Regions from separate parts of the Mus musculus genome. Here regions 1, 3, 4, 5, 6 and 7 are each linked to region 2. Evidence: chromatin loops called from intact Hi-C (ENCODE). Cell type or tissue: heart. All regions are shown on one strand.

The links. Hi-C counts contacts between places; a loop is a spot of excess contacts. Peaks named below come from ENCODE experiments on the same cell type or tissue, not always from the same donor. Only the 100,000 strongest peaks of a DNase experiment are listed, where the experiment ranks them.
Region 1: it touches region 2 in a loop (2.4-fold over the local background); 3 of 42 quality-filtered maps call a loop at or near these places.
Region 3: it touches region 2 in a loop (6-fold over the local background); 18 of 42 quality-filtered maps call a loop at or near these places.
Region 4: it touches region 2 in a loop (2.2-fold over the local background); 3 of 42 quality-filtered maps call a loop at or near these places.
Region 5: a loop joins it to region 2, with 2.4 times the contacts of the local background. A loop is called at or near these places in 7 of 42 quality-filtered maps.
Region 6: a loop joins it to region 2, with 3.0 times the contacts of the local background. A loop is called at or near these places in 9 of 42 quality-filtered maps.
Region 7: it touches region 2 in a loop (8-fold over the local background); 21 of 42 quality-filtered maps call a loop at or near these places.

Annotation. Positions count from the first base shown.
Region 1 is chr16:95,402,015-95,406,014 of GRCm38, forward strand. The region is part of intron 3 of Erg (ETS transcription factor); the gene reads right to left. Among named protein-coding and RNA genes, the nearest start is that of Erg, 130 kb to the right of the region's middle. In heart, no CTCF peak of the experiment used is centred here; a DNase peak (open chromatin) is centred at 1,617; H3K27ac peaks cover 262 bases.
Region 2 is chr16:95,348,926-95,352,925 of GRCm38, forward strand. No RefSeq gene overlaps it. Among named protein-coding and RNA genes, the nearest start is that of Gm31641, 91 kb to the left of the region's middle. In heart, a CTCF peak has its summit at 1,738 (motif pointing right); DNase peaks (open chromatin) are centred at 1,796 and 3,586; H3K27ac peaks cover 2,919 bases.
Region 3 is chr16:95,569,017-95,573,016 of GRCm38, forward strand. It overlaps a transcript of Erg not described here. Among named protein-coding and RNA genes, the nearest start is that of Erg, 41 kb to the left of the region's middle. In heart, a CTCF peak has its summit at 1,790 (motif pointing left); no DNase peak of the experiment used is centred here.
Region 4 is chr16:95,415,643-95,419,642 of GRCm38, forward strand. All of the region lies in intron 2 of Erg (ETS transcription factor), which reads right to left. Among named protein-coding and RNA genes, the nearest start is that of Erg, 110 kb to the right of the region's middle. In heart, no CTCF peak of the experiment used is centred here; no DNase peak of the experiment used is centred here.
Region 5 is chr16:95,437,447-95,441,446 of GRCm38, forward strand. The region is part of intron 2 of Erg (ETS transcription factor); the gene reads right to left. Among named protein-coding and RNA genes, the nearest start is that of Erg, 91 kb to the right of the region's middle. In heart, no CTCF peak of the experiment used is centred here; DNase peaks (open chromatin) are centred at 1,825, 2,545 and 3,155; H3K4me3 peaks cover 1,226 bases; H3K27ac peaks cover 3,440 bases.
Region 6 is chr16:95,447,078-95,451,077 of GRCm38, forward strand. The region is part of intron 2 of Erg (ETS transcription factor); the gene reads right to left. Among named protein-coding and RNA genes, the nearest start is that of Erg, 81 kb to the right of the region's middle. In heart, a CTCF peak has its summit at 2,380; DNase peaks (open chromatin) are centred at 1,754 and 2,424; H3K27ac peaks cover 2,000 bases.
Region 7 is chr16:95,962,196-95,966,195 of GRCm38, forward strand. No RefSeq gene overlaps it. Among named protein-coding and RNA genes, the nearest start is that of Psmg1, 27 kb to the right of the region's middle. In heart, a CTCF peak has its summit at 2,417 (motif pointing left); no DNase peak of the experiment used is centred here; H3K27ac peaks cover 602 bases.

The DNA of each region.
Region 1 (4,000 bases), 53 kb after region 2:
AACCTATCTTGGGTATTTCTGTCATAGACACCCAAGCGGACTCATTGGAAAGTCTCCCAGCACAGCCACAGTCTGGAGGGCAGCAGAGCTCAATTAGGAGGCAACTTGCTTGCCAATTCATGTCGGAGCCCTGAGGCAGAAGGGAGCAAGTGCCCAGGAATATCACTGCCCCCAGATCATGCCCAACGCTCGCCAAGTACAAGAAGCATATGAATAGCAAACCCAAGCTGAAAGAGAAGCCAGGCCTGCGGATAGCTTCAAGTGTTCAACAAGAGTTGGTTGCACATAGGTACACAAAGCACTGATTCTAACACAGTGACACACAGAAACTGTAAAGAGTGTGCACCTGACACAGGACTTTGAAGCTTGATTTCAAGTTCAGTGAGTATCCACTGAAGGCCACTGTAAAGGGCCCACCTGGGGGCTCCTTGTCACATTTAAGACTTTTAGGTGCAGTGCCTGTTAGCATCTGTTAGCCTCCAACACAAGAAGACATGAGATCAGGGAGAGGAGAGGCATACAACACTCTCCAGGGACCCTGATGTCTCTGGCAGCAAAGAAAATGTCCCCCTATGAGGGGAGGCCCAGAGAGGGAGATGTGAGGCTGGGGACAAGCTGCCTATGGTAGGCGAGCTTAAGCTGGCTATACAACCTTCAGAAAGTCAAAGAACTTCATCAGAAAAGCATGAGTCTAGTTGTAATCACGCCCTCTTGTAGTCTTACTGAGGAAACTGGACATCCTCTATCCTAAAATAACTTCTAAGCTCTCTCCCAATGCCATGCAGCAGATCTCACATTTAAGCTTTGTCATCATGGGTCCTAGGCATTCTCTAGGTTTAGAACACCTGCTGCCAATCTTTGGAGATATTTTTTGTCATTGTTAACTGCATGTTTTAGGCAGGGTCTCATGTAGCCCAGGTGGATCTCAGCTCTACCATGTAGCTTAGGCTGGTCTTGAACTCCTGATCCAACTGCCTCTGCCTCCTGAGTGCTGGGATTATAGCCACCTTGATGTTCTTAGGCAACTGTAGGGCTCACACTTAGGGCTGTGTGCATGGGAGAGACAGAGACAGGCAGAGAAAAACAGAGACAGAGACAGACAGGGAGACAGAGATATAGAGAGAGTCAGTCAGACAGACAGACAGACAGACAGAAGTAACAGAGAGAATTTACCCCCACACTCTACAACCTTCTAGACCACCTGAGCTGCATTCTCCTTCACAGACTGTATGCTCCTATAGCTCTATCTTCGTGCCAGTAGGAACAGTAATGTTGACAAAACTTGCAGAAAGTCAGGGTCCCACTTATACACCATGAGCATGTGGAGTCAGATATTTTTGAAGGGGGTAATGCCATCTTGCTCAGTACTTGGTGACACCAGCATCCTTTGGCCTCCATTCCCAGATACCTAGGAAACTCTCAATTGCAAAAATCCTCTGTGCTATGACCCACTGGTGGAATGGGTAAAGGTCTGCTCCACCAATGGAGGCAGAGAGCCTGACATTTTCCCTGGTATTGGTCAGAGCCAAGTCACAGTGTGAAGGCTGTCACCCAAGAGGAACCTGGGCTGTGAGCCCAGGGTGCTTCCGAGCTCTGGTCTGTCCACAGTGTGCTTGGTTTGTAGTCTATATCCTGTCCTGGCTTCCTTCCTGCTTCACACAGCTCATCCCGGTTGCAGAGCACGCCACCTCCTTTTACAGCCCGCAATGTCTCTCCCTGACCTCTACCACTCTACTCCTCTGCAGAGCCCCAGGACCGCACACCCCAGAGCCCTGTATGTGCATCAGGTTCTCAGCCTCAACACAGGCACCAGGAAGACCTGTGGACTCTGAGTAACTCAGAGTTCTCCTTCACCTGCAAGCGTCCAGGCTGGCTCTGCAGTGAAGCTGCTGGTCTTCACAGGCATGTTCTGCAAACTCACCTTCTGCTACCCTCCCTCCTGGTCACTACATGTGGGCCCTCTTGTGACCCTAGAGAATATCTCTGGTTGACCACAGGGCCTTTGCACAGAGCATTCCTTTAACCTGGGATATCCTCCACTGTGTAATCGAGAGAGTTCTTTCTTTGTTATTGGGTCTTTAACCAAATTCCACTTTCTAAGAGGTAACCTTTTTGGACCATCTTGCCTGGAATTGCCTTACTTTTCACCTTAGTGTTTGCTCTGATCTGCGCTGCTGTGTATTTTGACAAGTCAGCTGATCAAATGGTGACCTTCTTCCTTTAGAAAGCCAGCAGCAAAGAATCTTGATTGCTACATTTTTAGAACAGTGACTGTATATATAGTAGGTGCTTAACAAACTCAGCTGAACGAGTGACTGTATGCCACCATCATGTCTGAGGTCAAAGGGCCAACCAACCAAGTGACCCACTCCTCATTCGATGACCTTCACCACACTTCATGGGGCACACTGTTAATGTATCATATTGTGGGGTAGGGGGTGTAGCTCAGTTGGTAGCTTACTTGCCTAACGGGCCTGAGGTGCTAGATTCAGTTCCCAGTAGTTCATAAATCGGGGGTGGTGGCACTTCCTGTAATCCCAGCCTCTTCAAAGGCAGAAGCAGGAAGAGCAGGAGTTCAAGTCCACCCTCAGCGACACCACACAGTCTCGCCTTTGGACACATGGAACTCTTTATCAAGTTAAATAAACAAGTATTTTAAACTATTGCACCCAAAGCATGTCACTATCCAACCACAGGCTGGAGGGAGGCAGGTCCCACCCCTCCTCTTCCCAGGCTGCACTGAGAGGCAAGGCCCAGGGAACATCATCTTTCACCTCTTTGACTCCGCCAAGCACAGGGTCCATGGGGTGAGTTACAGAAGATGCCACCCCATGCAGACAGACAGACACACCTCCAGCGCAGCCCCCCTCTACTTGCTGAGCTGACCCGGCTCACTGGGCCTGTACCTAGATACTGGGTTTTTGTTTCTCACCTCCCTCAACGATGCCCAATGCTACCTCTCAGCCACCAGAAAACCAGAGTGCCCTGCCGTGTTCCTTCAACTGCTGTGAAGACTTAGACCAGAACCTGGGGATCTCCATAGGTTGAGCTCCTGACCCCCAGGTCCTGCTTCAGGACCTCGCTTTGAGAGCACCACCTCAAGGAGACACTCATCTGACAGAATTAATGAGTTCATGGCTCCAAGAGGTTGGAGAGCAAACCTGGGAGTAGAGCAACCAGCTTGGGACCCCAGCTCATTAAATACCAGTAGCTGTGGATCCTTAGGCAAGACACGAAGGATCGTCATCAAGAAATATGGTACATAAATACACAGGCTATTTTTCAATCCATAAAAAGAGTAAAATTATGTAGTTTGCAGAAAAATAAGATAATTGGAAATAATCATAGTAAGTGAACAAGTCTTTCTCAGAAAGACAGATTTCACGCTCTCTCTCATTTGTGGTTCTTATAGATTTTGTACCGACACACAAAACCACACATGCACACGTGACATATAACTGTCCAGATTGGCAAAAGAGTGTGGAGGGCCAAGAAAAGGGATGAGGGGTGTCTGGGGATATGTGCTCAATATGTAATACACATTTCTATGAATTTTAAAATTAAAGCAAAAAAGCAGAAGAAATCCCATCCCAGGTGGCAGGAAAGGCACTGCCCACAGCAGCTGTTGGATCTGGCTGCCTGGACCGGGGGTGCACAGAGCCGGGGAACACAGCCTGCTGGGCAGAGCCCCAGCACCTGGCAATGGCAGGCAGTTGGTGTGGCCACGCCTTAGGGTAGACTATCTCTGGCCTCCATGGCCAGCCTAGAGGGAACCATGGCTATCCCACTGCCATTGGAGTTGTGGGAGGCTGGCAGTCAGGAGAGCCTGGTGCACCAGGGTTCCCTTGTGTACAGTGCTAGCAGCAGGTTTCAGTTTTGTACACCACCAGACTCCCGTCGTGCAAACCCCAGGGGTGTTCCTCGGAGAGAGGTCTGAGTGAAGAAGGGGGAGAGACAGGGTTATCACTAAACCCTGAGGCTGGGTCATGACGGCCACTGA
Region 2 (4,000 bases):
TTCACTGAGTGCCAGAAGTCTCCTGCTCAATTAAGTCACGATAGCCATAAGAGTGTGAATGAATGCAAACACAAGCAATGAAGGAAACAGATCTGGCCACGGGCGTCCCTCCAGCTAGCAAGGTTAATGAGGTGAGGTCAGGGAAGCCTTCCTGGGGCCTCCAGGTTGTACACACCTGCTCTCACCTGCAGGAAGAGCACCCATGCAGCAAAGATGGATGGCTGGGTAAAGACCCTAAGATGTCGCAGACCTTGGGTGTGAGGAATGGAAGGAAGGACTGGAACATGGAGGACTGTGGAGACAGGGAACCCCGGGGCCACAGAGGCCTTGTAACAGAGTGAGTTTATACTCAGTGTGATAGGAAGTTTCCAGAATCAAAAGTCCCTGGCAGCTCCCTGGTGGGAAGGGACAACAGAACTGCCTCCAAGTGAACCTGTGACAGTCCCTGTGTATGAAAACAACAAGGGCCTGGGATAGGGCTCTTTACAAGGTCTGACTGCCACCATAGCCACAGAGTCCACGTAACATGGCCACCAAGACCCAAGATCAGATCCCCCATCTGCTCCGAGGGTTACTCTCCGGGTGCCAGGGCAAGAGAGTGCTTTTGATCTCCAGCCCCAGGAACTTGTTTTCAAGTGGCACTTTATCTCCAACCACAGGGAACAGGGCACAGGACTCCCCCAGTTACTCAAGTGTTTGCTTCTGAAACAGCCATGAAGTTGTTGCTCTGCTTACCAGAAGTCCCCTCATCTTGGGAGGAGAATGCTTTTGTGCAGAGTGAACCATGCATAGAGACACACGGCGGAGCACGAGGAGTGTGTACTGCACAGATGAGGTAGATACCAGGAGTGTCTGAGCATCAGACAGGCCTGTATCCCTTCCCAACAAAGAGCACTGGGCCTCAAATGTCCACCAGGGAGGTTGGGAAATGCTGTGCACATTTGGTTTCAACAACGACCCTGCTGTTACATCAAATGAGCCCAGGACTGACGCCCACAGGGAGGAAACGGAGGCGAGAGGTGAGGAAAGAGGATGAAGACATCGTGGAGGCCCAGGCATCTGTGTTCAGTCCAGCCTTGGATGTCATGGGGGCACAGAGGGACCCAAGCTCCCAGTACAAAGTGTGCAACTCAGCACCAAGTGTGCAACTGCTGCAGAGCTGGGCCTCCATGATCCTGCTTTCTTTCTCTTTAGAATTACCAAACAAAACACAAGGTTTTTAAACTGTTTTCATACATGTGTGTCACTGCGCTTTGCTCATATGTGTGTGTCACTGCACTTTGCTCACATGTGTGTCACTGCACTTTGCTCACATGTGTGTCACTGCGCTTTGTCACTGTGCTTTGCTTATGTGTGTGACACTGTACTTTGCTCACATGCATGACACTACTTTGCTCACGTGTGTCCTTACACATTGCTCACATCCATCCCGACCTTCCTCCCTCATGGTCCTCCCTCCTCAGTGGTTCCCTCCTCCCTTCAAACAGTCTGTCTTCTGCTTTCTTCTCAGGCTCATTTAATGCAGTTTTAGATGTAGATTCTGCACATGAGAGAAAACAGCGTTGTGCATTTCTCCTCCTCTCTGACCCTCTCCAGACCTTTAAGTTTCATCTCTTAAAGGTAATATATATATATTTCCCCCCCCCACCCACAGGGACCCACGGGAAAGAAGCTAGATTCTTAACCCCTCACCAGCCATGACCAGCCATGACCAGCAATGGCCAGCAATGACCAGCAGAGGGCATGTGGCAAAGGAAGCAAAACCCCTTAGGAACACAGAAACCCATGGCTGAGAGTGAGCTCCAGGCCTGCTCCTAAGAGCAAGTGCAGCCTCCCATTCAGAAGTCCACAGAGTGCTGTGCCCCCCCCCCCCCACCGTGCCATTGGCCAGTGCTGCTCAGGGCTTGCTTCTTTGCAGAGATGTTGACTAATCCCTTTTGCATAGCACATTTAAAACACAGGAAGACGACTCATGTAAATCCTGACTTTTTTTAAAAATATTTTTATTAGGTATTTTCCTCAATTACATTTCCAATGCTATCCCAAAAGTTCCCCATACCCTCCCCCCCATGCCCCTACCAACCCGCTCCCACTTTTTGGCCCTGGCATTCCCCTGTACTGGGGCATATAAAGTTTGCATGTCCAATGGGCATCTCTTTCCACTGATGGCCGACTAGGCCATCTTTTGATACATATGCAGCTAGAGTCAAGAGCTCCGGGGTACTGGTTAGTTCATAATGTTGTTGCACCTATAGGGTTGCAGTTCCCTTTAGCTCCTTGGATACATTCTCTAGCTCCTCCATTGGGGGCCCTGTGATCCATCCAATAGCTGACTGTGAGCATCCACTTCTGTGTTTGCTAGGCCCCTGTATAGTCTCACAAGAGACAGCTATATCAGGGTCCTTTCAGCATATGCTTGCTAGTGTATGCAATGGTGTCATCGTTTGGAGGCTGATTATGGGATGGATCCCTGGATACGGCAGTCTCTAGATGGTCCATCCTTTTGTCTCAGCTCCAAACTTTGTCTCTGTAACTCCTTCCATGGGTGTTTTGTTCCCAATTCTAGGAAGGGGCAAAGTGTCCACACTTTGGTAAAAAAAAAAAAAAAAAGCCAGCTGAGATCAGGGATGTGTGCGCTGGTTCATTCCTTTCTGCTGTGGGGATGGGATGTGGTGGGATGTGGGGATGGGATGTGGTTTCTTTAAGTTTCTTCCTCTGCTTCCCTGCCACAATGCTGCCTAACCTGGAAGAGTGACCGTAAACAGTGACGGAGATGCAGCTTTGACGCCCAGGGCATCCTTGATCTTGCTGTCTAGCTGAGAATAAGCTTGAATCCTCCTACCTCTGCCTCTCAATTGCTGGGGTCACAGAAGCCTGCCTTCATGCTCCACCTTACCCTCTCTTTGTAAGTGCCTCGTGTCCAGGGCTGTCAAAGATACAGAGGCAGACTGTGGTGAGAGCAAGAAGAACTGCTAAGTCACCCAACCCTAGACAAGTCCATTGTCCTCCGTTGTCGCGTACGGAACTGTTAATCCTCATTAGCCACGTTTCCATAGAAAGGGTTCGTAAAGCTCTCATGCAGGCTTTCTCCCACAGGAGAAGGTGAGACCTACTCTGAAATACCTGTCTCTGTCTAGGAGTCTGCTTTCTGCCCCGTGTCTGGCTAAACATATCAATGAGGGCTGGGATGCTATCATCCCACTGCTACATGTGAACCGGTTTCTCCTATTGCAGCTGTATTTGTCTATTTGTCTGTCTGACTCCCCGGTTGATAGTGAATATGGACAGGAGTGGGGGAGCTTGACCTGGAGGCAGGACCTTCCCAGTGGGAGCTGGCCTCCATCTCTGAGAGACAAAGGCAGATCAGTGGAGACACCAAGTGAGCAGCCCATGTGTGCGGAGTCTCTTCACTGATGTCGGGCACAAGCAGCTAGGACTGCTGGAACCCTGTGCTTTCAACGAGCGTGCTCTGTGCTCTGTATCAGAGGCACCACCTGGCAGCCGCTGTCGTGTGCTGAGACTGGAGGATGGGATGGGGGAAATGGGAGGGTTGTGTTTCATTTCCTGTTGATGGCTACCACCAGGCAGGCTTCTGACCAGAATTCCAAGACATGGGAGGGCACCTAGCCTGACAGCCTGGGAAGACTCTCCCAGGGAGGCCGTCAGAACCCGGAAGGTGCTCATGTGAGGTAGTCTGATTTCTAACAATCAGTCTCAGAGCTTCAAGTTCACACATAAAAGACAGGAGATGAGAATATTTCATAGTGTTATTGTGCAAGTTAAATTAAAAGACTCACGTATATATGTTTTGTCCATTTCTCTCTTATTAACATAAAAAAATACCAACAACTGGTCTTAAAGTTCAGAGGAGGGAAATGATGCCCACCAAGAAGGTTCTTTCTGGGCCTGGAATCCTGACTCACATTCCTTAGACCATAGGTCAGCCCTTCCCACAGTACCAGCAGTCTGAACCCGTTTTCATGTAGTAGCTTCAAATCGC
Region 3 (4,000 bases), 220 kb after region 2:
ACGATAAATAAATGTCATTTTAATCAAAACTTTTGAATGCCACAGCGCAGTCTTCCTCAGGTCATCTTTGATTCCATGGCTTCACTTCCAGGCACTTATTCCAGGTACAGTACAGTGTGTGTGTGTGTGTGTGTGTGTGTGTGTGTGTGTGTGTGTGTGTGTGTTACAGTCTTTTTCAACCCTGGAAACTTAGGAGCCTGCTGATTTTTAGATCCACTTCCAAAATAGCATGACTTAGCCTGGCCATGGGCATTCTGCACCCGAGACTGAGAACTCTGATGGCTGGCTAACAGAAAACCGAGAAAAAGCCCAAACTCAGCAGACGTGGGTCAGATGCTGTAAGGCTACACAATAGGGTGTTAGATAGTTTCATAGTAAATGTGGCTCAAAAGCAACTTTTCAACAAATACACTTAATGGCACAGATACTTAAAAATGTGCTGTTAGTTTGGACAAAATGGGTTATAAGAATGTATTAAAATATCTACATTGAGGTAAATATATACATATATTCTTATATATGGGGCCACTATTCTGAAATTAAATGCATTGCTTGTCACACGTAATTACATGCTGAGGGTCGGAAGATGTAACTTTAATATTTTGACTCATCTACATGTTCTTTATTTCCACAACAGACAAAGGAATTGCTAGCCCTACCCCTTAAAGTTCAAAAGTGTAGACAGAGGGATTTTTAAGTTTTAAACATTTTCAGCTCCGTTCGTATAGATTCTGGGGCACCACCCACCCCATCAGCCAACACCTGCATAGCAAAGACACACTTAGACTCACCATAGGTCACAGGGCACGATGCCCTGCCAAGGCTCAAGCAAAGTACAACAGTCAGATGGCATCCCTGCCTCCCATCACTGGGGGTGCATCCTTGCAGTCCCAGCCACTCCAAGCCCTCCTAAACTCACCTTCAATGCTGTCAGAGCGAAGTGAAGAAAGCTGTCCCTCTAAGCATGGCAGATAGCCAGCCCCTGTGTTTGTGGCTTTAAGGGAGATAAGGCACCACAACTTACAATTCCCAGAATTCCAGGCCAGCTGAACAGAGGAGTACCACAGGCCAGGGGATTGATCTGAGGAGGGCAAGCACAGATGGGGTGCCGGTCCAATAGACTTGCTATTCAGGCTGGAAACCTGATGTCTCCAGTAGGAGGCTGGAGTGAGTCCCATCAGGACACATGACACATATGCTCTCTGTCCTGGGGTGGAAGGAGTCAGAGAGGTAGCTGACTTTCGTCCTTCACTCTCCCAATCACTGGCTTGCTGTCAAGGGCACAGGGGGTGCAAGTGAAGAGCTGACCCCAGGTGAGGGAGAGAAAGACTGGGCCACCTTTTTGGAACCATCAGTTTCCACTACTGTAAAGGAAGCCTAGTGTTCTCACCAGAGCTCTGCTCTGTAGCCATGACTGATCAACTCCATGAGCACTGGTGGTCAGCTTGATCCCTCCCTATCCTTCCTTAGATTTGGAAGTGGGTCTACCTATATCTTCCTGGTGAACAAGGGGCTCCCAACACCAGACAATGTATTGTCAATCAGAAAGATGCCATTTTAACTTCCTCAAGATTGTAGGGAAATATGTGCCAGGACATGTTTGTTTCTTTGTTTGTTTGTTTGTTTTTTGTCCCCAGTGTCACAGTCCACTCTTGGTTCCTAAACATGGCTTCCTTACATCAAAAGGATGTGCCAGAGGCCAGACAGATGGCTCAGTGGTTAAGAGTCCTTACTACTCTTTCAGAGGACCCTAGTTCACTTCCTATCATCTGCTTGTAGTTCCAGCAAATCTGTCGCCCTCTTCTGGCCTCTGTGGGCACTGCACAAGTTGGTATGTACACACAGAGTAGTAGTGAGGGGTGAAGGAGGGAAGGGAGAAAGGAGGGAGAGAAGGAGGGAGGGGAGGAGGGAGGGAAGGGAGGGAGAGGGTGAGAGGAGAGAGAGGATATACCATTTAAAAGTTCCTGGAGCAGTGCTAAGCCCCATTCAGTCTGCTCATCACAGCCCATCAAAAGATACCCAGGGTGAGGTCCTAAGGTTTGCAGGTCCCCCCCCCCCTCGGAACTCCAAAAAGTAAGTGTATTCTCAGTGCCTGTGCAGCATGAGTGTTCAGCCTCCATGCAGCTGAGCTAAGGGACTGGTCCTCTGAGCTCTCCCAAGCTATCAGTGTGACTCTGGGTCTCTGGCCCTTCTGTCCCCTGAGCATCAGCCACCACTCTTCCCATTCTTTGTTTATACCGGCTTCTGTCCCTACCCTTCCCTCTGTGGTCCCTGTCCAAGCAGAGACTGCGGAGAAGGCAGTTGACAAAGTTCTTGCCATACAAGCACAAGAACCTGAGTTTACACCCAGGATCCACATTTTAAAAGGCCAGGTATTGGGTGTGCACTTATACCCCTGTGCTGGGAAGGCAGAGACAGATAGATCTGTAAGGATCGTTGGAGAAGCAGAGACAGGTGATTCTCTCTGGATGGCCAACCATGTCCACTTGGCAAGCTCAGATCAGTGAGAAACCTTGATTCAGAAAAAATAGTTGACACCTGAGAAATGACACCCAGGGTTGTCCACTCTACACGCAGGCATGTGCACACACACACACACATATGCACACACATACACATATATATGTACACACAAACACACACACACACATATATGCACACACACACACACATATATATACACACACACACAAAATCAAACATATGTACACATACATTACGTACATACAAACACATACAAAACCAAGTGAACTTCAGGGTCTTGAACCAATGAAAGCTACAAGCAGTCAAGGAATGCAGACCAACCGCCAACCATGTAGGCAGTGGGCTTTGACACTTGGTGCACTGTGAGCCGCCTGCTTCTCATGTCCGGCTTCTGGCCAACTGGTAGCAATCAGACAGGACACTGCGGCACACAGGAAATCTAAAATTAGGTTTTACTACCTTGCATGGAGGATTTATGGGATGGTTTAATTGCTAGTTTGGAGACTAAAACCTAGACTAGGAAGGTGAAACCATCTTTCTGGACAAGCCCAGAGAGCCACTTGCACCTTGTGAACCTCATCTGCAGCAAGAGAAGACACATAACTTCAGAGAGCAGAGAGCATGACCCTGTCAACCTGGTACATGCTACAGCCAGGAGCATACTGTTTCCTGCTACTCTGATTTATAATAGTAGGCAAGTGTGGGTCTTCTGGTGAGACCAGTCTTCAAGCTACACACAAATAGTAAAAACATATGCACGCATGTGTGCATGTGCGTGCATGTGTCTGTGTGTCATGTGTATTTCTGAGTGCATGCACATATGGATGTGCACATGTTTAAGTGTGGGTATGTATATGTGTATGTGTGTGTGCGTGGTGCCTGTGTAAATGGGTGTGTGTTTGTGTATGTGCGATCACGTGTGCATGCATATGTGTGAGCATGTGTGTGTTTTCATGCATGCATGCACATGTGTGTGCACATGTTTAAGGATGGGTGTGTACATGTGTGTGCATTGTGTGTGTGCGAGTGTCTGTATGTCTGTGTATGTGTTCATGTGTGCATGCATGTGTACCTGCGTGTGTGTACAACATGTGTATATGCATGTGTGTGCCCATGTGTGTGTGTGTGTGTGTGTGTGTATGTGTGCGCGTGTGCATGCATGTAGAAGCCAGAGCTATCTATCTTCCCTAATCACTCTCTCATCCCTCACTGAGTCTGAACACACTGACGCAGCTGGCCAGCCAGCAAGCCCAGGGATACCCTGTTTCCATCTCTCCAGCACAGGATTACAGGTGCACGCTGGTACATCTGACATTTTACATGAGTTCTAGAGAGCTGAAACAGGTCTTTGTACCTTTACCAACTGAGCCATCTCCTCAGTACCCAAAGGTAATTCTGCACCATGATTTTTAACACGCATTTTCTGAGTGTGACCCAACACAGGAGGTCAGCTGTGGGATTTTCCACTTGTGGCTTCACAGCAACTTTAAAAGGTCAGACTTGGTGTTTTCAGATT
Region 4 (4,000 bases), 67 kb after region 2:
GAGGAGAAACAACCATCCATGCTTTCTGAAAGCTCAGAGAGCTTGGAAGACATCCAGCATCAACCTCTGGGGAAGCAGATTCTAAAACCATCTCCGGGGTCCTCGAGATTTATGGGAAATCATGATTTGATAATTAAGCCCTTCTAGCCTGGGAGCCATGCACCCTGAAATCCAGTCTCACCCTCACAGCCTGCCTGTCTGAGCTCCCATCCCATAATATCCCAGTACAGAACTGTTCCTGACATCCCCTCACATGAACTATGCAGCCTCTTCCTACCACCATTGGTGAAATATTACCATTTGACCATGTTCACAAACACCTGACCCACCAAGGAATAAAACAGAACACTGCCTGCAACAGACTCTTGATTAAGTTACATCATTACCATGGTTTCTCAGCTCTGGATACCAACTGTATCTTAGCATGAGTCATGTCCAGTGCTTCAACCGTCATGGCTTCTGCTCAAAGGGAATGCAAAATAATGCCGTGTGTCACTGTGGGTGACATGTCTGAGGTATGGGACAGAATCGCTCTGTTTCACAATACCCTCTGAGCTCAGTTACCATTCTTGCCCACAGATAGAAATGAGGTTTTGGAAAGAGGTAAACTGTTCACCGTGAGAGATATAGAAACTGGACCCATGCATTGTGGGTAGGGTTATTCCCCAAAGCTGAGCACTAGCCTCTGTCTAGCCACCATCAAAAGCAAGAGGGTGGATGGAGGCAATACATAGCAGAGTCCTTAAATGCCCTATCTTACAATATTTTAAATCCAGTTACTTATTTGCAGTAACTGTGTGTGCTCCCTCGCTCAAAACATATGTGGAGGTCAGAGTCAGTTCTCTCCTTCTACCATGAGAGGCAATGGTGGTTTGTATATGCTTGGCCCAGGGAGTGGCACTACTGGAGGGTGTGGCCTTGTTGGAGTGGGTGTGGCCTTGTTGGAGTAGGCATGTCACTGTGGATATGGGCTTTAAGACCCTCATCCTAGCTGCCCAGAAGCCAGGATTCTGCTAGCTACCTTCAGATGAAGATGTAGAACTCTCAGCTCCTCCTGCACCATGCCTGCCTGGATGCTGCCATGTGCCTACCTTGATGATAATGGACTGAACCTCTGAACCTGTAAGCCAGCCCCAGTTAAATGTTGTCCTTATAAAACTTGCCTTGATCATGGTGTCTGTTCACAGCAGTAAAACCCTAACTAAGATGGAGTCCCTGGGATGGAGCTCAGGTTGTCAGTTTTGATACAACCCTCCACTAAGCCTATCATCAGCCCTATCTTGAAGATAAGAAATAGATTGACCTAGAAAAAGAAAGGCTGGGAGAGATCAAAAAGAAAAAAGAATAAGAGGATTCATGCCTAGAATATCACAGGCTAGAAAGAATAGACACGGGAAGTGAAGAGAGTCTCTTGAAAGCCAGTAAGGAATCTCCCAAGTACGCATTCTTCCACATACCCATGAGTTTTCAGCAACGGGTCCTGACCTACTTAAGTGATAGTTTACATCAACAAGCCTGCTCTTTTCTTGGATAATCTAATTCTTCATATCCAAAGACCCGCGTACATGTTGGGCCATATCTATTGCAGATAGATATCTGCCATCTTTTAACAAATAATTTGTGGAAAATGAGGGCAGACAGGGATCACAGTTATAAGTATGTCAGAGCCAGTGCCCATGGGAGAGCTTTAATAGGCGTCAATGAATCTAACGATACCACAGACACATCTATTAGGCTATCTATGGCCCTATTATTTATGTCTTCTCTCTTCCCAAGACAAGGCACCTATAATAGATACTTCTGGAAAATTTAACCCTTTATATCTACAGGGGAAGCAATGTAAACAAAACAGACAACACACTTGAGGACAGCCCCACCATGGCCAACAGCATCATGACCCTAAGCCCCTAGGGAATGTCATTTTCAGTGTGTGTGTGTCCCTGTGTGCATATTCATGATGCACATGGACCCCAGAGTTTACCTGAGCTGACATTCTCCAGTTACCATCCTTGTTTAGTTTCTTTTCCTTCAAGCTAGGGTCTCTCACTGCCTAGAACTCGCCAGATCGGCTAAGCTGACGCCAGGGATTGCCAGCTTCTGCCTCTCCAGCACTGGAGTGAAAGCTCTTCTTGTCACTATGCCTGGCTTTTTTTTGTTTTTTAAACACAGAATCTGGGAACTGAGCTGAGTGAACTCTCCCCATGAAAGAAGTAATCACCTTGTGGGCAGGGCTGTCTCCCCACCCTGCAGCCCCCATGAATCCTTACAGTTCAGACACTGTGAACCTTTGCCTTCCAGTGAATCGTGTAATCATAAACACACAACGAGAGCCAAGCTCGGTAAGATGGGAGATGCCTGCAACAGGGCCTGGTCCCCCATTGCCCTGATGTCATTTCTTCCCTCTTCAGTCCTTCAGGAAAGAAGCTGGAGCATCATATGATGAACGCAGCATCCTGCATTCTGCTCACCCTTTCTAATTTAATGCATTGCTATTTTATATCTATATATATATTTGTATATATTATAAGACTTGGATTAACCTCAAAGGGAAAATGTATGTAGGCAAAATTAAGTCCATCTAACAGTGTTTTCCTCCAGTATGGCATTGCTTCACTATCCAAGGTTTTACAATTTGTAATACTGGCCCAGCGCTAATGGAATGAGACCCAGAACTGCCATAGAAACAGAGACACAGACACACACAAACACACACAGAGATACACAAAGACACACACAGAGAGACACACATACGTACACAGACACACACCACCCACCCACCCACAGAGACAGACTCACACACATTCAGACACACACACACTCACAGACACACAGAGAGATACACAGAGACACACATACATACACAGACACACACACAGAGACAGACAGAGAGACAGAGCTATACAAAGACACACATACATATACAGACACACACGTGAGGGCTTACACAGCGAAATACACATATGCAAGTACATGAATTAACAAATACAAGGGCACATACAGCTCTTTACCTTCATTAACAGATCAAGCATTCCTTAAGACGGCCATTGAGACACCACCTCAGTAACACAGAGCCTGAAGACTTCCCTTCCCACCTCCACTTACTGCTTCCTCTCTCTAGAAGATGTTACCCTTGACTTCTCCCCGTAGCTTCAGAGCAGGCCTGGAGCAGATGCTTCCTGTGGACACCCACACCGAGTTCCATCTTGTTTTGAGTTTTGAATTCACTGGGTTTCAACTCACAATGATCTAGGGTGTTTATGCCATATGCCTGCAGTCCCAGCACTGGGGACTCTGAGGCAGGAGGATAGTGAGTGTGAGTCTCTAGCCTGAGCTACAGAGACAGACGATAGATAGATGGATGGATGGATGGATGGATGGATGGATGGATGGATGGATGGATGGATGGATAGATAGATAGATAGATAGATAGATAGATAGATAGATAGATAGATAGATAGAGCTTCACAGACTTTAAATAAATAAGAAATAAATAAATAAGCAAATGCTACATACTTTAAATAAGTAAATAAACAAAAAAGCCACATAGACTTTAAATAAACAAGAAATAAATAAATAAGCAAACAAAGTGACATAGAGAAACTTTTAATAAACAAATAAGCAAACTAGCATAACTTAATAAATAAAACATAAGCACACACACAGCCCCACCCTCACCCCTTGTGCTTCTAGCATCAAAGCAGCTTCCTGACATGACCACTAGCTGCTGCCCATACTAACCATAGAACAAAGTCAGGGCATGGTATTAAGGCTCTTTCACCGTGGTACCAGTGAGGTGCACACATGTGTCATGGCCAATGTGGATGAGGAACTGAATGTGTGCAGAGGAAACTGGCATTTTCCTTCTCATATTATTATGAGGGACACAAATGGGCAAAGCTGGTCTAACCTCTCGGAGGCTAAGAAATCTGAATTGCAGAAGCCTGCAGAGAAAACAAGGCTTCGGAGAAAATGAACTTTACAGAGCAAGGAGAGGAGGCAT
Region 5 (4,000 bases), 89 kb after region 2:
TATATACATACATGTATGCATGCATACACACAGGCACATTCACATAAAAACATATATACATGCACACATATGCACATCAATACACATATATACACATGCATGTACATACATACACATGCACATGTACACACATGTACACACACACACACACACACACACAATCTCTTCAAATCACATATTGACTTGTGAGACACACAGAGTTACTTCCATGAAAATGTCCCTGGAAATGTCTCTTGGCTGAGTAGGAAGCTACCACATTCTTCTCAGAAAAATGGATGGATCTAGCTCAAGAAAACACACAGATAGCATGGGACCTTTGTAATTGTTAACAGCTCACTGCAATAATGCAAGTACTGTGTGTTGGGCTTCATCAGAAGGGCCTGTGGGCATGAATGTATATCCACATGCCAACCTTTTAAATAGGCATCACACCAAAGCCCATTTAAAGACCAAGAAATGGAGGCTCAGCAACTTGGGTGAGATGCCTGGAGCTTCCTGTCAGCAAGCATCAGGATTCTAGCATGTGCAGCTGCCTGGTTTGAATTCGACTGAGTGCAACCACTAAAGACAGGTCCCTGAGAGAGCCACCACTGACAGGTCTCAGAGCCATGTCACAGTTCAGGAAACCTGAGACTTCGAAAGCCAGGTTGGCCCAGAGTCAACCAGGACCAGGACACAAGAGTGTAACCTGAGTGATTTAAACTTCCTCTACATCCTTGAGTTTAGCCTCCCACCAAAAGCACCTCTGTTTAACTGGTTCCCCACACCTAGGGTTTGTTCCTCAATATGGAGAAGTCCTGGTGTCTAACATTGTGTGACAGAACCAGATCAAGGGATCCTTTATCAGGGTTCTCAGCCCCTCTGTTCCTCTGCTTCCACTGTGAGCCAGGTGATCAGTAGAACACTGTCCTCAGACCCCAAGGCTGTCCCTGCCCCAGGGCCTTGGCACTCAGTATTCCATCAATAAGCCTTGCTCTCATGTTTCCTTTGTATGTCTGCCTGCTAACCTACCCTGGTCACCTTGATTGCTTGGAGCCCTAAGCTCCATCCTCTGGCCTCCTGGCCTCATGGCATCTCAGTACAGCTCTGTTCCAGGTTCTATGTGCAACATCCCTGCCCTGCTGCAGCCTTCTGATTTTCACTGGACTGGGGCCCAGGTTATCTACCTGTATAGCCTCAGCTAGTGGATGTGTGGAATACCACTGCTGACCAGGTCAATGAGTTGCCTCCCACGCATTACACAGAAACAACCACCATGCGTCTGCAAGAACGTCTTGAAACAACCCGAGGAGAGCTCAGCATGCTCTTCTTAGACCACGTTAGTATTCGCTGTATTGAAGTCTCTTGAGATTCATCACAAACCTGATGGGAATTCACTGAAGGAGCCACCTAATAGGTGCCCAGCGCACAGTGGGAGGAAGCACACAGACTCCTTGCTGCCTGGGCTGCCGTCAACTAAGGTTCCTGAAGGCAGCTTCCTCTGAGCTATGCCTCTCATTCCCAACAATGGCGCAGAGTATGACGTGTGAGCTGCTCCCTGCCTAGGTGGGGTCCTCAGAAATGAAACTGATCACAATATGACTGTTTGAAGACCTTCAAACCAACAACGCCCAATGTGTGGATCTGTGTCCAGGGCAGGATCCTGCAGCGAGGGAGGGAGCATGAAATCACCTTGGAAATTTGTCACCGAGCACGTTGGTTCGAGTGCTCCAATTGTCCTTGCTGTTTATGAGCCTCGGCCTTCGCAACAGGGCTGAAATGTGTTCTCCTAAAGATGTCCCCAAGATAGGACATTGCTCTGCATTGTTTCTGTGCATACCAGTGCTTCTGTCCCAGAGTGACCCACCCTCCTTTTAACGGCCGATGACAGCCCCAATGGCTGGGCAGAAATCAGTTGAAGGAAAGGGAAGTCTTGTCGGAAATGAGATTAATCTTGTAACGAGTGTTCAGCCCTGATAACCCATCTGGGCAGGGAGCTGCTTAAACTGGGGAGCAATTAACCTTCACCCGGCAAGTTCTGTCCAACCGTTATAAATATTAAAGAGACAGAATCCTCCCTGCTCCATGTAGACTAAACAACCAGATTTGAATTCCACGTAAACGGCCCCTTCACAGATGTGCACAGATGACCAAGTTCGGGGAAAGAGTGGACCACAGCAGAGTCTGATGACCACCCTGGCAACCTCGGCCCTTAGGCTCAGAAAGCTCCACTGAGAAGTTTTGAGTAAATTATCCAGCTTTAGGAGAAGAAGGCACGGCTGCTCTAGGGCTGTCTGCCCCTGGAAGACAACCTGGGGCTTTCTCTTCCCTCCGTGCATTAGTAGAAATATATCAAGTGGTCTCCCTCTAAATTCCCTGCCTGTGGACCGCAGAATCATTTGCACGACCGAGAAGACAGAGTTGCTGTCCCCTTTAATCTCTGAGAAGTTACCGGCTTCACAAACAGCAAGCCTGTGATCTCATCTTTATCAGTACACACTGTAAGGACGGAGCTAACCAAAGAGGGCCCCATGAAGCACCAAAAGGTTAGGGCATCTAGTGGGAAAGCTCCAGTTATAAATAGCTCTGAGAGCCCCGAGCAGGATCTGCAGCCCTTTATCTTATCATCCAGGCGGTAGCTTTCTTTAGGACTAGCTTATGCTGAGCCCATGCATCTGATGCTTAGGGAAGCAGGTAATCAGATCATGTTCATGACTGGCTACAAATGGATACGGGGTACCTACCATAACCAGTATTTAGACAAGAAAAAAAGACAGGACATACCAAAGTACATAGGTAAAACCATACAGGGACCAATGACCCATTGACCAACTTGCCCGTGAGTAGGATCACAACTTATACCTTAATTTTAAAATAAAGGAAATCTGAAAGCATTTATTTTGCACGCCCTAAGTAAATTTATCTACCTCGGGGATTTTAACACAGTTGTCACACTGTCCTAATGTAGCTCTTACACAGCCTGTGTGTTCTTATTTCCACTTTGAACCCAGTGGATAAAGCCCTGGTGCTCGAGGCCTTGTGGACATGGACATGTTTGTGCTCAGCCAAACATGTTTCTATGGTTACCTCACCCACTCGGTTGGGTATAGGCCAGCCCAAAAATAGGCTCTGAGCATGGCATGGCACAGGTGTGAGTCACATAGAGAAGAATTACTGTAGATTGGGAAAAATTTCCCCAGAAACAAGGGCGTGCTCGGCAAACTTGCCGTCATATGCTTAACGGTGCCTATTTGCCTTTTGGGGAGAACAAGCCCTGAGCATCCATGCACAAGCTTTCAAAGTCTAAATCCCATACCCAAGGGGCCTCGCCCCTGCATTTGCCACCGATTTATACGTAAAAAAGATTCAATTGCGCCATCCCATCTCTACCCATCACTTAGGAGTTCTTTGGCTAGACGGGCAGCTCCACGTGGGCTGGATAAGCTTCCATCCCTGATCAACCCCCTCGGGCACAGGAACTCAGCGAGAGCATGCAGACAATGTAACTCATGCACGTTGACACAGTCCACAGCCTGCTTCCTAATCTTACAGAGCCCTCAGTGTTAGCAGCAAGATGAAGTTCTGAGCTCAGAAATGGAGCCCTTCAGAAGACACAGCACCTGGAAGGGCACTCCACACCTCTAGACTCAAGTCTTCAGTGTGTGTCTCCTCAGCAGATGCCAGAGACAACAGAAGCAAGAAGGAAGAGATGATGCCCGATTAGGTCAGCATGTGGGTCCGTTTTCAGGGGTTCAGTCTTTGGATCTAGGACATTATGAAGTCTTTATGAGAAGAAAGCCACACATCCACTTTCTTAAGAGTGACTAGCATGCTCATTTACCCGGGTAGGTGGGGCAAAAAGACAAAGGATGACGGGCTGCTAGAGCAGCAACTCCGGAGTGCTCAGCAGCACTGTGAGTCTGCATCACACCTCTCCTGCCATCACTAAGTCAAGTGATAAGAGAAACCACAGCATCATGCTGAGTATCCTGTGACACTGAACCAGCTGCAGAGTGAATGC
Region 6 (4,000 bases), 98 kb after region 2:
TAATTCAAGGCTAACCTGAGCTACACACCAAGACCCTGTCTCAAAATTAAAGAGACTGGGTTGAAAAGATGGCTCGTGCCTGACAGTGGGAACCCTGCTCCTGCAGAGGATCCATGCCCAGTTCTAACTGTGATTTACATGGTTTACACCGGTCTGTAACTCCAGCTTTAAGTGATCTGACAGCTCTGGCCTCTGCAGGCACCTGTACTTATGCGCATGCGCGCGCGCACACACACACACACACACACACACTTTTGAAAAAAGATAATAAAAATAAATTTTATTTATTTTTAAATTATTTTTATTTTAAAATAATTTTAAAAGTTTCAAAACACAGAGACTGAACTGAGTACCCAGAGAGCTCACCCTTGCCCATCTATGTTCCCTGCTGCTCAGAGCTCATGTGTGCTATGTGTGCTTCACACTTTTCAAACAGTCACAGGAAGGCAAGACAGAGAAACAAGCTTCAGAGAGTGGATAAAAAATCATTATACAGAGAGTTTGCCTCCCATGTACTATGTCCTGGGTTCAATTCCCAGTCCTGAAAGGACAAAAAGAAAGGAAGAAAGAAGAAAAGCAACATAGGGCCTGCATTTCTAAAGGAACAGGAAGTGAGCAGTAAATCACATTTTAAAAGTGAGTTTCCTTTCTAAATGTTATATCTGCAAATGTGGAAAATGAAAGAAGTGTACGACATTAGGAAAGACTCAAACACCAGCAGGCCCTTGGTGGTGTGATATAAGGTAGTTTGATTTCCTTTACTGAATTTTAATTTTCCAAACCTCTATAATAATTGTTTGGAAATGTAAAAAAGATAAGTAAGTTTTTATTGTTGTTGGTTCATCGATATTATTCATCAGTCTTCATCAGTCCAGGCAAGAGAAATAAACCAAGACCAAAATGATACTTGGATAGACCAACTTGGTCTTGCAAGGTGACCCCAGTAGGTAAGATCTACATCCTCACATGTCTGCTCTCTGGCCCCACCCCCCAAATGACGCAGCCATGACTCACAGTGTCCTGAAAACCACCCAGGCGCTGAGGGTCAGAGAGGCCACCTTGCAACCCTGTAGGCAAAATGTGTAGGCAATGATTCCGGGAGACTGGTAGAGTTCCACTACAGGGTAAAGTACCCTGACAAGGAAGACACTTTGTCTCCACTTAGGATGCTGAGATTCTACACTGCAAGGCCCCCAACAGGATTGGCAATCAGCTTTAAAGAGGGAGTCAGGAGAGGGGCTTGGGTGAACTCTCTCTTGGGGCCATTTCAACTCTCTTTCACTTCAAACACAAAATATGTATAGCGAGGGGCTGTGTAGATAGAAATTATTGTGGGATACAATCATGTCAGTAAGCACCCACATGCAACACTGTTTCCTTCATCTATCTGCATCTAACAGTTCCAGAGTGAACGCTAGTCTCTGCTCCCACCGGCAGTCACCATCTCTTATGGACCCTGTGTCTACAGGACCAGTAGACTTCCCTATCCGATACTGGTGTCTTTGTCACTGTGTTACAAACCTCACAGGAGACACTTGCTTTGTGTGAGGGGGTCAGCAGTGATGGGGGCCAGCAGCGAGGGCCAGCATCGAGGGCCAGCAGGGGGTGGGGCTGCTTAGAGTATAGTAAGTCCTGACTTCTGCAGGAGGCTTCAGGAGCAGCAGACTCCCTGTTTTGGGCCTGTGGAACACCATTCTCTGGGGCTTTGCCAGGACTAGAGCCGGAGGCTCCTGGGTGCTATTTATTGTGTTTAGTTTATTGTCCAGTGTTACTGTTTGTTGACTTGAAACATTTTTCCCCCTACAAAGGGCCAGCTGCTGAGGACATATCCTGTAGATGGTAATGGATGACTCCCTATTGTTCAGTGTTTGTGCTTCTTGGTCTTATTTGTTTGGCTTCAAGGGGCCTAAACAATTCACTCCCTGGGCACGGAGAACAACCCGTGAGCTAACAGGCTTTGTATCCAGATCTGGTGATTTAGGCCCCAACTAAAGAGAGCTAGCTCTACAGTTGCTTTAAAGGAAACAACACTAGATGCCATGTTCATCTAACCTTGGGGAAAACTTAGGGCCATAAATCTCTTTCTGTGACTCAAAAAGGTTGGTGAGACCTACCCCACCCCCCAGGACGAAGCGCTGGCCTGTCTGTGTATGAGATAACACCAAGATTGAGGAACAGACAATAAAGTCACCACTGTAAAGCCTCATCTCTTCACCTGTTACAAAACACAGAATCCACCCCACACGCCCCCACCCCCACCCCACACCCCACACCCCGTGAAAATCCGGAGCTGGTCTTGATCTCACTGGAAGAGACACAAGGAATAAAGAAGAGCTTGCACTGGCAGGAAGCTTCCACAAGGAGTGCTTCCTGCCACCCGTGCCTCTGGTTGGCCTGGCTATCAGGACAGGAAGCAAGTATAGGAAGTGTCTGTCTACAAACCGTTTATCCTCAAGGTAACTGCTGGAGCAGCGTTCTGCTGTTTACCAAAGCAGTAAACACAGGGTCTAAAAAAAGATGTCTTCCCTTGCCAAAGAACAGGGCTTAAAAAAAATCTATGTGGCTCTCTCTCTCTCATAACCACTGACTGTAAGAACCGGTAGCCATGGGCTTCTGCTTCAAAAGCAAGCCAGTCCAGAGAGGCAGATGCAGGACTGGTGTTGGACTGGTTGATTCCTCTCAGAGACCTGAAGAAGACAAGACAGGGCTTCTACAGCTGGAAGGTGGCGCTAGGAACGTGGATTTTATTCCTTTTTTAGAACCTTCACAGTTCATCCCCTTTGCCCTAAATAGAGTCAAGCCTACACAACTATCTGTGCTAATTCAAGGTGGTGAGAATAACTCCTTAGAGTCACATGACTCTGAGAGTCCTTTGTATTTGACCTCAAGGCATTGTTTCTTTTTTAATTTTTTAAATATATTTTTAGTTCTAAGCATCCACACAAGATGAAGAGAAACCGTGCCGGGTGCTGATGACTTCTGCATGAGGCCCAGGCCAACTCTTCTGAGACATCATCTCTCTGCCTTTTAACACTGAGAATTCGAAAACCTGTTCCATCCGAGTTCCCTGGATGAGGGTGATAAGGAGGACCAGACCCAACAAGGACCCTCCACTAGTGAACACTCAGGGTCCTCTACTACTCTGGTGTTCATTTTTCTGTCTTTAATAAAAGCCCCTATAGGGTTCATAGTGATGCCAATGAGAAAGAGAAAGAGAAAGAGCAAAGGGTGGGGAGGGGGGAGGGGAGGGGAGGGGGAGGGGAGGGGAGGGGGGGAAGGGAGGGGAGGGGAGGGGAAGGGAGGGGAAGGGAGGGGAGGGGGAGAGAGCACGAAGAGTGAAAGGGAAGGGAAGAAGAGGGGATAGGAAAGGGAAGGGGAGAAGAGGGGAAGGGAGGGGGAAGAGGGAGAGGGAGGGAAAGGTGAATGGGGGAGGGAGAGAGGGAGAGGGAGAGGGAGGAAGGAAAGCAGGCCTGCCCTGAAAAGGGTCAGAACAGGCAAAGGCAGCATCGGCCATTTCCCCAGGACTGGGGCAGGTCACCTCTAGCACCCAGTACTGGGAACAACTGTTTCTGTCAGAGCTTTTATCTCTTAACAGAGAGAGGAGAGTGCCTCAAAGAAAAGGGTCAAAGGAGCTCCTTGGATATTGAAAAGCTGAACTCAGAAACTGGTGCTGACAACGAAAAAATATGATAGGACAGGAAGCTGGCCTGGACATGGGTATAAATGGCTTCCACTCACTGAGTTTGTATGTCTCTGGGAGTTCTGAGCTCCTGTGCCCTTCCACTCTACAGTAACACAAGTGGGAGTGAGGGTTTTCCCAGGTGAGAAAGGCTCTGACTTGTCCAGGTCCACAGTTTAAATCCCTGCTGAGAGCTCTCTGGCTAGGCACACAGACAGTCTCCACTGTCTGAAGCACTGCCATGATCCCTTTTGTGAGTCCCGAAATCAACAATCTACCAAAACCCAAAGAGGACCAGAGCTCTGATTCCAGCTCCACTCC
Region 7 (4,000 bases), 610 kb after region 2:
AGAGCTCACCTGCAGATCCCCTCCTGTATCTTCCTTCTACCTACCAAGTCCTTCTCACGATAGAGGTCTGGGAAGACACCTGAGTCCTCACATCCACTGCCTCTGCCTCGGACCCTTGGACAGACTTGACTTTTGTGGAATTAGGAACCAGGTGGACCTAATGCAGACAGCAGGAACATAGGCCAAGAGTTCTGTGTGGCCCTGTAAACCTGAGGCTGCTTTTCTCTCCAGGCCCAGTCTGCCTCTACCAAATCCAAACAAGGTTAGTTATGGTCATATGGGTCCCAGAAGGCAGAGTAGGAGCTGCCTGGACCCCTATGGGGCCTCAGAGAACCTCTCAAGAATTTTCTCCACATTTTTTCAAAGGAAATTCCACGAAAACACAAAGATATCTGACACCCCCACCCAGTGTGTGGTGAGTACCTCAGTTTGCAACTGGATCTTCTTTTCTTTTTCTTTTTTGTTTTCTTTTCTTTTCTTTATATACCCAGCAATATAGCATAGAATAGAGTTTATTCAGGCATAGGGAAGGGAGTTAAGAGGGCAGTAGAGGCAGAGAAAGGCAGAGAGAGTAGAGAAGTAGAGGCTGGCCGTGACCATGTGGAGAGATGGGGAAGGGAATATGGAAGGGAGGGGGGAAGGGACGAGCCCAAGGGGGAAGCAAGAGAACAAGAGCTACAGCTGGCTTTTCATCAAGACTATATACAGTATCTGCTGGAATCAGGCTCTCTGTTCCCTAAGGGAACTTCATGGCCTCCTTTCAAAGAAGGGACACTGGAGAGAGAGAGCAAGAACTCCAGCTCACAGCGGCCATGCTGTAAAGAGAGTCTGCCTGGGTGGGCTTGGGACTAATGGCCCTAGGGAGCTTTTGTACTCTTGGGAGGTCTTGGTGCCTGGGATGCAGAGTGAGACAAGCCAGAACATTCCTTGTCATGGGGAGAGAGTGGAGGCTGGACTCAAAAACCCCCAGGGCTCAGGGTCACAGCCATTTCTGGGCAGGAGAAGTAGGAGCCTGGCAGTAAGGCAAGACAGGGGGGCTTAGCCATAAACACAGAAGTGAGGCCTCCTCGAATGGCCACAATGGGCCATATTCAGTGGAGGAAGGGAGGGCCAGTGCTGCTGTGGCTAGGAAGACCTTAAAGAGAGATCACCCAGCAATCCACCCCAGGCACATAGCCTGAGAGCCTTCTATGATTCCCTCTAACAGGAGAGACTGAGGCAGCAACTCTGCATGCCCCACAGAGCAATGTTGCTCAGAGAGCAAAGCCTTCTGCTTGCCATGGCTGCGAACAGAGTGTGCTTCTTCCAGGAGATTACTCTCCCATCTGCAGTAACAACTATCTGGGGCCTCATAAAAACCATGAGAAAAAGCAGGGGTGGGGGCGGGGGGCAGGTGGAGGGTGAGAGCAGGTAGAGGGGTGGGGACAGCTTTCTGTTTTTCAAAGTCAACATTATGGTTTTTTTTAAAGATTTATTTATTTTATGTATATGAGTACACTATAGCTGTACAGATGGTTATGAGCCATCATGTGGTTTCTGGGAACTGAGCTCAGGACCTCTGCTTGCTCTGGCCCAAAGATTTATTTATTATTATATGTAAGTACACTGTAGCTGTCTTTAGACACACCAGAAGAGGGCATCTGATCTCATTACAGATGGTCGTGAGCCACCATGTGGTTACTGGGATTTGAACTCAGGACCTTCAGAAGAGCAGTCAGTGCTCTTACCTGCTGAGCCATCTCACCATCTCACCAGCCCAACATTGGTTTTTTAACATGTACCTCTCTCTCTCTCTCTCTCTCTCTCTCTCTCTCTCTCCCTCTCTCTCTCTCTCTCTCTCAGAGTGTGTGTGCCATGTATGCATACGAAGATCAAAGAGTAACTTTCCAGGGTCTGTTCTTCTTCCCTACCACATGAGTTCTTGGATCAAACTCAGGTCATCAGCTTTTGCAGCAAGCACCCTTAACCCCTGAGCCATCTTACCAGCCCTCAGACTAAAGGTCTAGTGCATACAGATGGCTGTGCTGTTTTTAGTTACTTATGGGTGGTTGTGGAAGAATCTAGTATTAATACAGTCAGATACTTAGGGAAGATAGGTTATAGACTCAGATCAGCCAGGCCCTGAAAGAAAGAAAGAAAGAAAGAAAGAAAGAAAGAAAGAAAGAAAGAAAGAAAGGAAGGAAGGAAGAAAGAAAGAAAGAAAGAAAGAAAGAAAGAAAGAAAGAAAGAAAGAAAGAAAGAAAGAAAGAAAGAAAGAAAGAAAGGAAGAGAGGAAGGGAGGAAGGGAGGAAGGGAGGAAGGGAGGAAGGGAGGAAGGGAGGAAGGGAGGAAGGGAGGAAGGGAGGAAGGGAGGAAGGAAGAAAGACCTTTGTTGAGCAATACTGCCCCCTTGTGACCGATCTTCACTCATAATTTCAGTAGGTTAAGGAGGGCAGCAGTAACATACAGCTTGTTCAACCGCTTTGCACGTTCTAACGTTCTTGTGTGCCCGGAGGGAACGTTATGAAATAATCATTTCTAAGTGGGCAAGAGTTTGATTTAAGAACACTGTGATCAAATATTCACCAGAGTTCACAGTAGCACCTGAGAAAATGTGGGCTGCTGACGTGCCGACAGCTTCATTCCCTCACAGCCCTCACACCGGCCCCAGCAGCCTGAGCAAGCATGGCAATGTCCAGGGGACTTCAAGTGTAAATTCCTTCCAGCCTGGAAAAGCCACCTGATGGATTTGTTCTGCAGTAACAAGAGACAGCTCCTCAAAACATTTTCAGGGATTCTAAAAACAGTCTGTATGCAGAAGTTGATACATAAATCGGTTTAGGACGTGCCATTCTTGACCTGAATCCTCTCACATTCACCAAATACCACCCAATCCAACAGCAGTCAGTCTCCTGCATATGCCATGTGTGGGGCTGGAGGCTCCAGCCTCTGGCTACACACCTGAGGTCTTTGCACAGTCAGCTGTCACACCTGTGACTTTCTCAGCCCCATTTCTGATGTGCAGTTTGAATCTTCAGTTTGTGGAGATCTCCACTTGGTATGCATTAAAGTATCCTCAGACTCAGCCTGACAGAGTGTGCAGGAGTAGCTTGCAGAATGCTGGCTGGTGTGTGAGCCCTTGGGTCCAAGCTGAGACTTGAATACTCTAACAAGTTGGTGCTCAAACTTGGCCACACGTTGGCTTTACCAGAGGGTGAAGAAATCCTGGATCGAATCTCCAGAAGTCGACTGAGGTTGTGTGGCTTTTGGGTTGGGCACTGAACATTTGAAAGCTCCCCAGATGGTTCTAACACCCAGCAGAGTTTCAGGAACACAGTCTCTAAGAAAGAAAAAGACTAGAGATCCTCTCTCTTTGAGTCTCAGTAAGCTGCGTGACTGCTCCATGTCAATGTTTTCATCCTACAGGGCAGCTCTGTGAAGCCTCCTTGTGCTGCATTAAACAAAATAAGAAACTAACAGAAGACAATGTGACTTGTGTCCAATATGGAGGGACAATCCGGTTCTCTAAGATTTCTGAGAACTTATATTGACGGAGGTTGCCTTTCAGCCTGGATTCAAAGCTGTCTGGGATGCCATAGGGCAGGTAGCAGACTGACTTCCAGAGCCCTTCAAGCCTCCCAGCCACTAGTCAGGAGTTTATCTTGAGAAAGTCAATAAAAGAGTCGTAGCCATGGAAACTGCATTGAAAACCACTCTGGACTTTTGACGTCTGAATATTATCAAGCTGCTGTCCTTGTCCTTCTAGATGACCGGCTAAGGATATATTCAGGCAAGACAGAAGAGCACCTGGTTTTCCTATTGTGCCTTCCCCAGTGCACCATGACTTGAATGAAGGAAGACAAACCACACCTCTTACTTAGAAGGTGAAGATCCAGGATGGAGGGACTGCTCAGTGGTTAGCGCATGCCCAAAGCTGGCCTTGGCACACACCTTTAGTCCCAAACCCTGAGAAGCAGAGGTGGATCTCTGTGGGTTTCAGGCCTGCCTGGCTTATATAGCA